Regions from separate parts of the Mus musculus genome. Here all the other regions are linked to region 2. The links are chromatin loops, found by intact Hi-C in ENCODE. Cell type or tissue: heart. All regions are shown on one strand. Region 1 holds the start of Kbtbd8 (kelch repeat and BTB (POZ) domain containing 8). Region 2 overlaps Suclg2 (succinate-Coenzyme A ligase, GDP-forming, beta subunit). Region 3 overlaps Kbtbd8 (kelch repeat and BTB (POZ) domain containing 8).

Region 1 (2,500 bases), 600 kb after region 2:
ACCAGCCACACTTAGTTGTCTGTGCACGTGACATGTTTTAGTGTCGCCACTGATTTTAATTTTAAAGCATTATAATTTTTTTCAAATGTGGCTGGCAGCATACATAGTATGAATACCTCACAAGTCCACTAACTTAAAATCCAACTATCTAAACTCTGGAATCCCACCTCAAAACAGGGGCTCATTAGTAAGACAAGCAAGACCTGTTACCTACTCTCAGAAAATAAACACCTGGTTTGCCTTTATGTATTTGTCCCAACTCAGTACCACAATCAAGTGGCTAACACTGGGTTGAAAGGGAGTCTTGTACGGATAGTAATATATAAGTTTCTACCGTCGTCATACCTGAAGTAGGGGCTGATTGCAGCAAGAACGTTTCTATGACAGGAAAATGTTTTCCCGTGATCCACTTCCACTACAATGTCTGTCAACTGTCCTTCATCGTACATTGTTTTGAGTTGCTTAAGAATACTGCAAGCATGGAAAGGATCCATGGTATCGTTGGCTGTGTCTGAAGATGGAATCCCATTCGGTGTTGGGGAAGACTTACTTAAATCTAGGAGAAAAATCGCACAACCACAAGAAGTTCGAAGCCAGTTTACGGCATCGTGGGTTTTTTTCCCCCCCACCCCGTACACAAACGTCCGTGTGTGGGCACAGGAGCGCCGACACAGGCTCTAGGAGCCGAGAGCTCAACAAGGGCGAACAAGTTCCCAGGCCGGCGCGCTCCTCCGGAGCCCGGCGAGCCCGGACCGCCGCGCTCGCGGAGGGAGCGTGTGAGGCGAGCCAGCCGAGCCGGCAGCGGCGGCGATGCGCGGGGACTCGGCTCCGGGTCGAGCGCGGGACGGAAGGCTCCCGAGGGCAGCGCGATCGAGGGCGACTGCCAGGGCACCCCTCAACCGCCTCGCGGGCGGCCGGTACCCAGACGCCCCATCTTCGCGGGCGCGCCGCCCACCGCCCTCCTCCCCATTCATCCTCGCCTCCGCGCCCGCCGTCTCTCCATCCTTCCCTCCCGCCTTAAGGCCGCCGCTTCAGGTTGTGGCCGGCGCCCGCGCTCCTGCTTCCCTCCTCCGACACTGCGGGCGGCCGCACCACGCCACCCACCTGCCGACGCGGCCATTACTACAGGGGCCCCGGCTCCGGTTATTTAAAGAGGAAATGTCATTGCGTTTCGCTCGCTCCCGGGTTCCGGCTCTGCTAAGCGTTGCCTAGCCAATGAGGGTGGCTGACCGAGTCGGCTCCTCCCCGAGCCTCAAAATACCTGGCTCTGATTGGTCAGTGCGCGATTACCAGCGCGTCGGGAAATGTAGTTTTAAGGCCCCCGTTCCCGCGTGCTCCTAGTCGGACAGAGGCCCAAGCCGAGCATTTCTATTGGCTAGCTGGGCGGAGGAGCGCCCCGAGCCCGCCAGCCTGTGCCTTGAGATGCACAGCGCCCGCTGGGAAATGTAGTCATCTGGCTGAGGCGAACTGTCACTCTGAGGAGTGAGGTAGGAAAAGCTCTTATTGAGCAAATTTCCCCGGCAAGGGCCTCTCTCCTAGTCTCGACTCCACTTTAAAAATAATTGTCTTCATACCCCAAATTCCCTATCCGTGACTAGATTCTGGTATGAAAACGCGCTCTGCACGAGGGCTATGAAACTCCGAAAAGTTGGAAATGGTCAGGAGGGCTGTTATCCAAAAATACAAAGGATATAAGACAACCCCCCCCCCCCCAACACACACACACACACCATCGATAGGTCTCTGATGAGTCACCTGTAACGCCCACTTGAAATTGCATCCCCTTAGCCACATGCCCCGCTTTTCACAGATCAACTGGGTCTGGTTACATGGCCACTCAGGACCTGAATCCACTTGGCTTGCATTTCTAGCACACCAGGAAACACCTGTCACACCGAAGAGCGCTCGAGTACTCAAGGGAGACTCGGATAATTGATTTCCCCTGGGCTTCTTGAACGTGAAGAGGGCCTCCGGCTTTCCTGTGAAGAGATGCTGGAGAGAGGCTGAGCCTGGCGCTCCTCTGGACCGTGCTCAACCCTGGCTCTTGCACAAGCTCTTCCAGCCCTTGAACCTCTCTTATAACAGCGAGCACTCGGCATTCAGTCTACTTCATAGTTTTTTGCAAGAAAGCAGGGGTTTTATTGTTGACCTATTTTTTTTTCTTCTCCTATTGTGTGTGTGTGTGTGTGTGTGTGTCTGTCTGTCTGTCTGTCTGTCTGAGTCTCTGTGTGTGTGCATTTGTATCTGTGGTTTGGTGTTTTGTTTTGTTTTGTTTTGTTTGCACGAGTGGATGTACATGTTGGGGGGCGGTGCAGGTGCACGTGGAGGCCGGAGATTGGTGTCAGAAATCCTACAACGCTGCTTTTCTACCTTATACAGTGAAGCATGGTCTCTCAATCGAAACCCAGAGATATTAACTCTCTCTCTCTCTCTCTCTCTCTCTCTCTCTCTCTCTCTCTCTCTCTCTCTCTCTCTCGGCATGGCAAGCACTTTAATCACG
Region 2 (2,500 bases):
TCCACCCTCTATCTCTTGAGATGACAGGCATGATCCACCTCATCCGGCTTTTTGTGATGCTAAGGGTCATACCGGGTCCACTGTGCAGAGGCAAGCACTAATCTCAGTCCAGGTACTAAAGACTGTGTGTAGAGCTGCCTTTGGGGCATTTCTCTCTCATGCCTGGGTGAAGTTCAGGGAAGCTCGTGTCTTAAGGGATGATATAGGCCTTTCAGGTCTAACTTTGGGGTTTCCACTGTGTGGTTCTCTTTGAAGCCCAGAGGGCTGTGTATTGTCCAAGGAAACTGCTTACCCCTGTGCCTCTGCAGTTGGCTCCTTCAGAAAGGAGGAGCAGCGCAGCCATGTGCTTCTTCTGGCAGTGGAGACAGATGGATGCATGGTTTTATGTGATGTTCACTTATTTGAAACGGTCTCACTGTGTAGCCCTGGCTGTCCTGGAACTCAATATGTAGACAAGGCTGGCTTTGAACTCTGATCAGGCCCAACAGAGATCTGCCTGCCTTTGCCCCTAGAGTCCTGAGATCAAAGGAGTGTATCACCTGCCCAGCTATGCATGGATTTTAAAAGTGAAGGGCTAAAGGCTGTAGACACGTTTATACCAGCTAAATCAAGCCAGGAGATTGCCGTAAGCCATGGCTTACCTGTGTCTGCCTACTATTGCCCTGGGGAATAAATAGCTTGGCTTTTTTTCTTTCCCATTTTTTTTTTAAACCAGAAATCAACCAACCAATCAAAACCAAATAAACAAAAAAACTACAAAACAACAATAAAAAGGAAGAAAAGCTACAATGCCTGCTGCTAAAGAGGATGCTGGATTTTCCATAATTCAGGTGCTAAGCTTTTGACTTTCTGCACGTGGAAGGCCTGTGACTGATAGCCCGGTACCAGCTTGGCTTTGTTCCCTGTAAATAAAGCACTGCTTTTATGGGAAAGTGATTAAGTGCACGGGCCCAGGGTAGCCAGAGCTGTCTCACCCTTGTTCCCTGGCTAGGTTCAGCAGGCACGGAGCCTAGAAAGTTGCTGAAGTATGTCCCCTGGGAGGTGGAAAAGAAAGGACACAGCACTCTGGATTGCCTGCCCTTAGCTCTCCTTCCTGCTCAATCAGAATCCTCCTCCAGGTGGCACGTTCTTTCAGTTGTTGGAAAAGTTTTGCCTGACATATAAACAGTTAAATAAATATGAGCATTGTGCTGATTTGGAAATTAAGATCAGGAGTTAATTCACTGAAAGTGGGGTGATGGGGCTGGCATTCCAGTGGAGAATGGATCGCATGCCTGTCAAATGCTATGCTGTGAAGAAGGGAGAGGCAGTCTGAAGCCAGTGATACAGTGATAATGCTGATCAGTTAGACGGAGGAGGAAGGATGGCTGGGGCTGTAGAGAGCCCAGGACTTGGCAGGTCACACACACAGCTCCACAACAGAAAGCCAAACAAAATAGCATTCTTTTGTCAGATACTTTCTGAATGCTTACTGTGTGTGTGCCCACTGCTAAAAAGTTCTACGAAGAAAATTATTTTATCATAAATGCAGTGATTAGGAGAATAATGAGTAGGTTAATGTACCTAATAATTCTGATGGAGTGGAGAGGTGGGGGGAAGGAAGGGAGAGAGGGAGACTGAAGGAAGGAGAATGAAAGGGAGGGGGAGAGGAGGAGGGGAGGAGAGAGGGAGGGGGGAATGAAAGGGAGGGAGAGAAGGAGAGAGGGAAAGGGAGGAAGAATGAGAGATATCCTTACCCTCAAAATGTTTGTGGTCTAATTGCAAAAGTGTTGTATAGCCCAGTGGTTGCACTTCTGTCGCTGAGCTGTGGTCTGAGACACTTGTTGAGCTTGTCCTACTTTGGACCACATGCTATTTCTTTGGAAGCAGGGTTCCCCTTGAATCCTGTCTGCTCTCCATTTCATCAACTCTCAGATTCAGTGTTAATTCTTTGGAAAGACCCTTTCCTGATCATTTGACTGGCTGTTTCTATCCAGTGATTGCTGGCTGTATTTTTTTCTGCTTTATTGCAGTGTAGGGCACAGGACTTTACCTCATCTTGTTTATTGTGTGTCTCCCATTTCCCTCACACATAGAAGAATGTGGGCTCCACGAGAGGGGACTTTCTCACACATTGCCGTTTCTCTGCCACCCTAGCTAGGTGTTAGCGTTTGCGGTATGATGACTCAGTGGACTGCACAGACAAGGGAGAGACAGGTAACACACTGAGAGGTGATGTAGGCTAGAGAGGAAGGGGCCAGCTGATGATTGTCAGAGAGACTAATTATCACCTGCTTGACTTTAGCCCCCCCCTCCCCCCCCCAGTATCACACTGCAGGGTGGTGGTACCTGTGGCATCTCCAAGCTCCATGTCAAGGATCCCAGGCACAGAAAGGTCACCTAATTACTGGCTGAAAATCCTAGTGCCAGGAAGTCAACTGCCTCCTGCCAGTGAAGAGCTTATACTGTTAAATCATTAAACCCTATTACCAGAAGGTCCAGTTTGGGCCGAGCCACCCAA
Region 3 (2,500 bases), 590 kb after region 2:
TATTTATGTGAATGTTGTTATGAAGCAAAGACAAATTTCAAGACAATGAATGGAATTGATATTGAGTCAGTTACTAAACTGACAATAAAAAGGTATGTGTGCTAAGCCAGACTGTCAATAGGAAAATGTCTGTAAGAATTAAAATCATGAATATTGACAAGACCTTGCTAATGCTATGACATTGCTTTGCTTTTTTGATAAGGTCTCCAGCCTGAACTCAGGCTGATTTTAACTTTGGAATCCTCCTACCTTACCTTCCAGAGCTGGAATTATACGTCTGGCAACTATGTCCTGCTTAATGGTAACACTGAATAGTATCTTTGTGATAACAGTATCAACTCTATGGCAGATCAAACTTATACTACTGCAATTACAGGCAGAACAGGTTGAATATACTTTATCTGAAGTGCTTGAGACTCAAGTATTTCAGATTTTAGAGTATCTACATATATACAAATCAATCTCTCTCTCTCTCTTTCTCTCTCTCTCTCTCTCTCTATCTATCTATCTTGGGGATTACTACAAGCCAAAACATGAGTTACTACTTTAGTGCCTGAGTTTAGACTATGACCTCTTATATAAGGTCAGGTATGGAATGCAGAACCACACTTTGAGTTTTTACATTAGGGATGCTCAATCTGTAAGACATAACCTTCTTCAACGGTTATCATCAAGTTATATATGTAAGGAGGCTTTGTAGGTTAGAAAGGAACACTGGATACTATGTAAAGCTTCCCTTTAAACTCTTCTAAATTAAGGATAGTCTCATCTATAAGTTAAATTGCTTACTTAATAAGAGTGGCATTTCACTTTATTTAAGCCCTAACTTTTGCTTTACATATTACCTTCTCTTTCAACGCTAACATATTATAGTATTCTTGATAACGAAAATGTTCTCTATAAATTTCTTGTACAGAAAAGTTCATTTAGAAAATCTCAATTTCTCTTTAATAAACTAAAACCAATGATAAGCAATTTAAAAAAACTCTCAAGGCCTCAGATTCTTCTTATATAAAATACAACCTCCAGTTACAAATTATTTGTTCTGGTACTTAAGTTCTATTAAGTTAGTACTGCTTTGCTACAGTATTTGCTTATACAGCTCACATACTCCAATGAGGAGCCTTAAAATGATCTTTATAAGCTATTTTTGCCAGTAACACACATACACAGAGAGGGGGAGAGGAGGAGGAGGGAGGAGAAAAGCGGCACACTTCATCACACTGGATGATAGAACCACACTGGATGAATCACACACCCATTCTTATACTTTGCAAAGAGAAACCCAAACCATAGCATGCTTTCATTTAACTAAAATACAGTACCAGATAGTACTATACTTAATTAGTTCTTCAGAATACGAAACTTAAAGCAAATATATCCAGGCTTCTCTGAGAAATTTTAAGTCAACTTTAAAAGCAAAGAATACCATTTTTTTAAAGATTTATTTATTATTATATTTAAATACACTGTAGCCGTCTTCAGACACACCAGAAGAGAACGTCAGATCTCATCACGGATGGTTGTGAGCCACCATGTGGTTGCTGGGATTTGAATTCACAACCTTCGGAAGAGCAGTCAGTGCTCTTAACCGCTGAGCCATCTCTTCAGCCCCCAAGAATACCATTTTAAAAAATGGGATAGGGCTTAAAAATAATCATGTATACCTTCATGAAAGCCTACATTGTTCCTGATTTATTTATTTATTTATTTTAGTATAGAATAAAGTTTATTAAGGGAATGGGGAGGGGAGTTGGGGGATGGGGAGTAGAGGCTGGCCATGAGCATGTGAAGAGAGAGGAGAGGGGAATGGGGAAAGGGGTAGGAAGAGGATAAGGAAACAGGAGCAAGAGAAGGGAGCAAAAGAGCTGTTCCTGACTTATTAAAGTAGTCATATAAGGAAGTATTTTAATATAAGCCATTAAGAAACATGGTAAATGAATAAGGATTTTAGAATTACCTACACTGCATTCAACATCCCAGCAACTAAACCACGTAAGAGTCAAGGAGCTCTGCAGGTAAAGTGCTTGAGGATCTGAGCTCAGATCCATAGGATCCATGAAAAAGCAGGGCACAGTGGCACACCTCTCTCACACAGCAGTGAGAAAGAGAAAGTCAGATTCCTGAGGGACCTGAAGGCAAGCCAGTCAACTCAATTGGTAAGCTCCAGTTTTAGTGAGAGCCTGTCTCAAAAAATGAAGTGGCCAACAATAGAAAAACACCCAATGTTAATGTCTGGCCTGCACACTCATATACATACAATTTTTGATAAGCTAAGATCTAAAGAACATAATTTCAAGCCTTTGTAATTAAGTTTCTTATCTATTAAAGCCCTTCGTGGGCACCGGAAAGTAGGTCAGCAGCTAAGAGCACTAGCTGTTCTTTTACAGGACTCAAGTTTGAATCTCAGCATCCACAGGGCAGCTCACAACCATCTCTAACTCTAGTTCCAGGGTATCCCTCTTTTGGCTTCTGCAGTCACCAAGTATGCATGTGGTAT

The links. Hi-C counts contacts between places; a loop is a spot of excess contacts. Peaks named below come from ENCODE experiments on the same cell type or tissue, not always from the same donor. Only the 100,000 strongest peaks of a DNase experiment are listed, where the experiment ranks them.
Region 1: it touches region 2 in a loop (2.9-fold over the local background); 7 of 42 quality-filtered maps call a loop at or near these places.
Region 3: it touches region 2 in a loop (2.4-fold over the local background); 7 of 42 quality-filtered maps call a loop at or near these places.

What each region holds. Positions count from the first base shown.
Region 1 is chr6:95,116,579-95,119,078 of GRCm38, reverse strand. It overlaps Kbtbd8 (kelch repeat and BTB (POZ) domain containing 8), which reads right to left and starts at 1,199. Exons shown (of 4, transcript NM_001008785.5): 1 at 1,105-1,199; 2 at 346-556. The coding sequence starts at 1,120. It overlaps Kbtbd8os (kelch repeat and BTB (POZ) domain containing 8, opposite strand), which reads left to right and starts at 1,448. Exons shown (of 2, transcript NR_153843.1): 1 at 1,448-1,487. In heart, a CTCF peak has its summit at 1,120; DNase peaks (open chromatin) are centred at 1,228 and 1,938; H3K4me3 peaks cover 2,257 bases; H3K27ac peaks cover 1,358 bases.
Region 2 is chr6:95,711,905-95,714,404 of GRCm38, reverse strand. The region is part of intron 1 of Suclg2 (succinate-Coenzyme A ligase, GDP-forming, beta subunit); the gene reads left to right. Among named protein-coding and RNA genes, the nearest start is that of Suclg2, 5.7 kb to the left of the region's middle. In heart, a CTCF peak has its summit at 1,105; a DNase peak (open chromatin) is centred at 994; H3K27ac peaks cover 335 bases.
Region 3 is chr6:95,123,549-95,126,048 of GRCm38, reverse strand. The region is part of intron 3 of Kbtbd8 (kelch repeat and BTB (POZ) domain containing 8); the gene reads right to left. Among named protein-coding and RNA genes, the nearest start is that of Kbtbd8, 6.9 kb to the right of the region's middle. In heart, no CTCF peak of the experiment used is centred here; no DNase peak of the experiment used is centred here.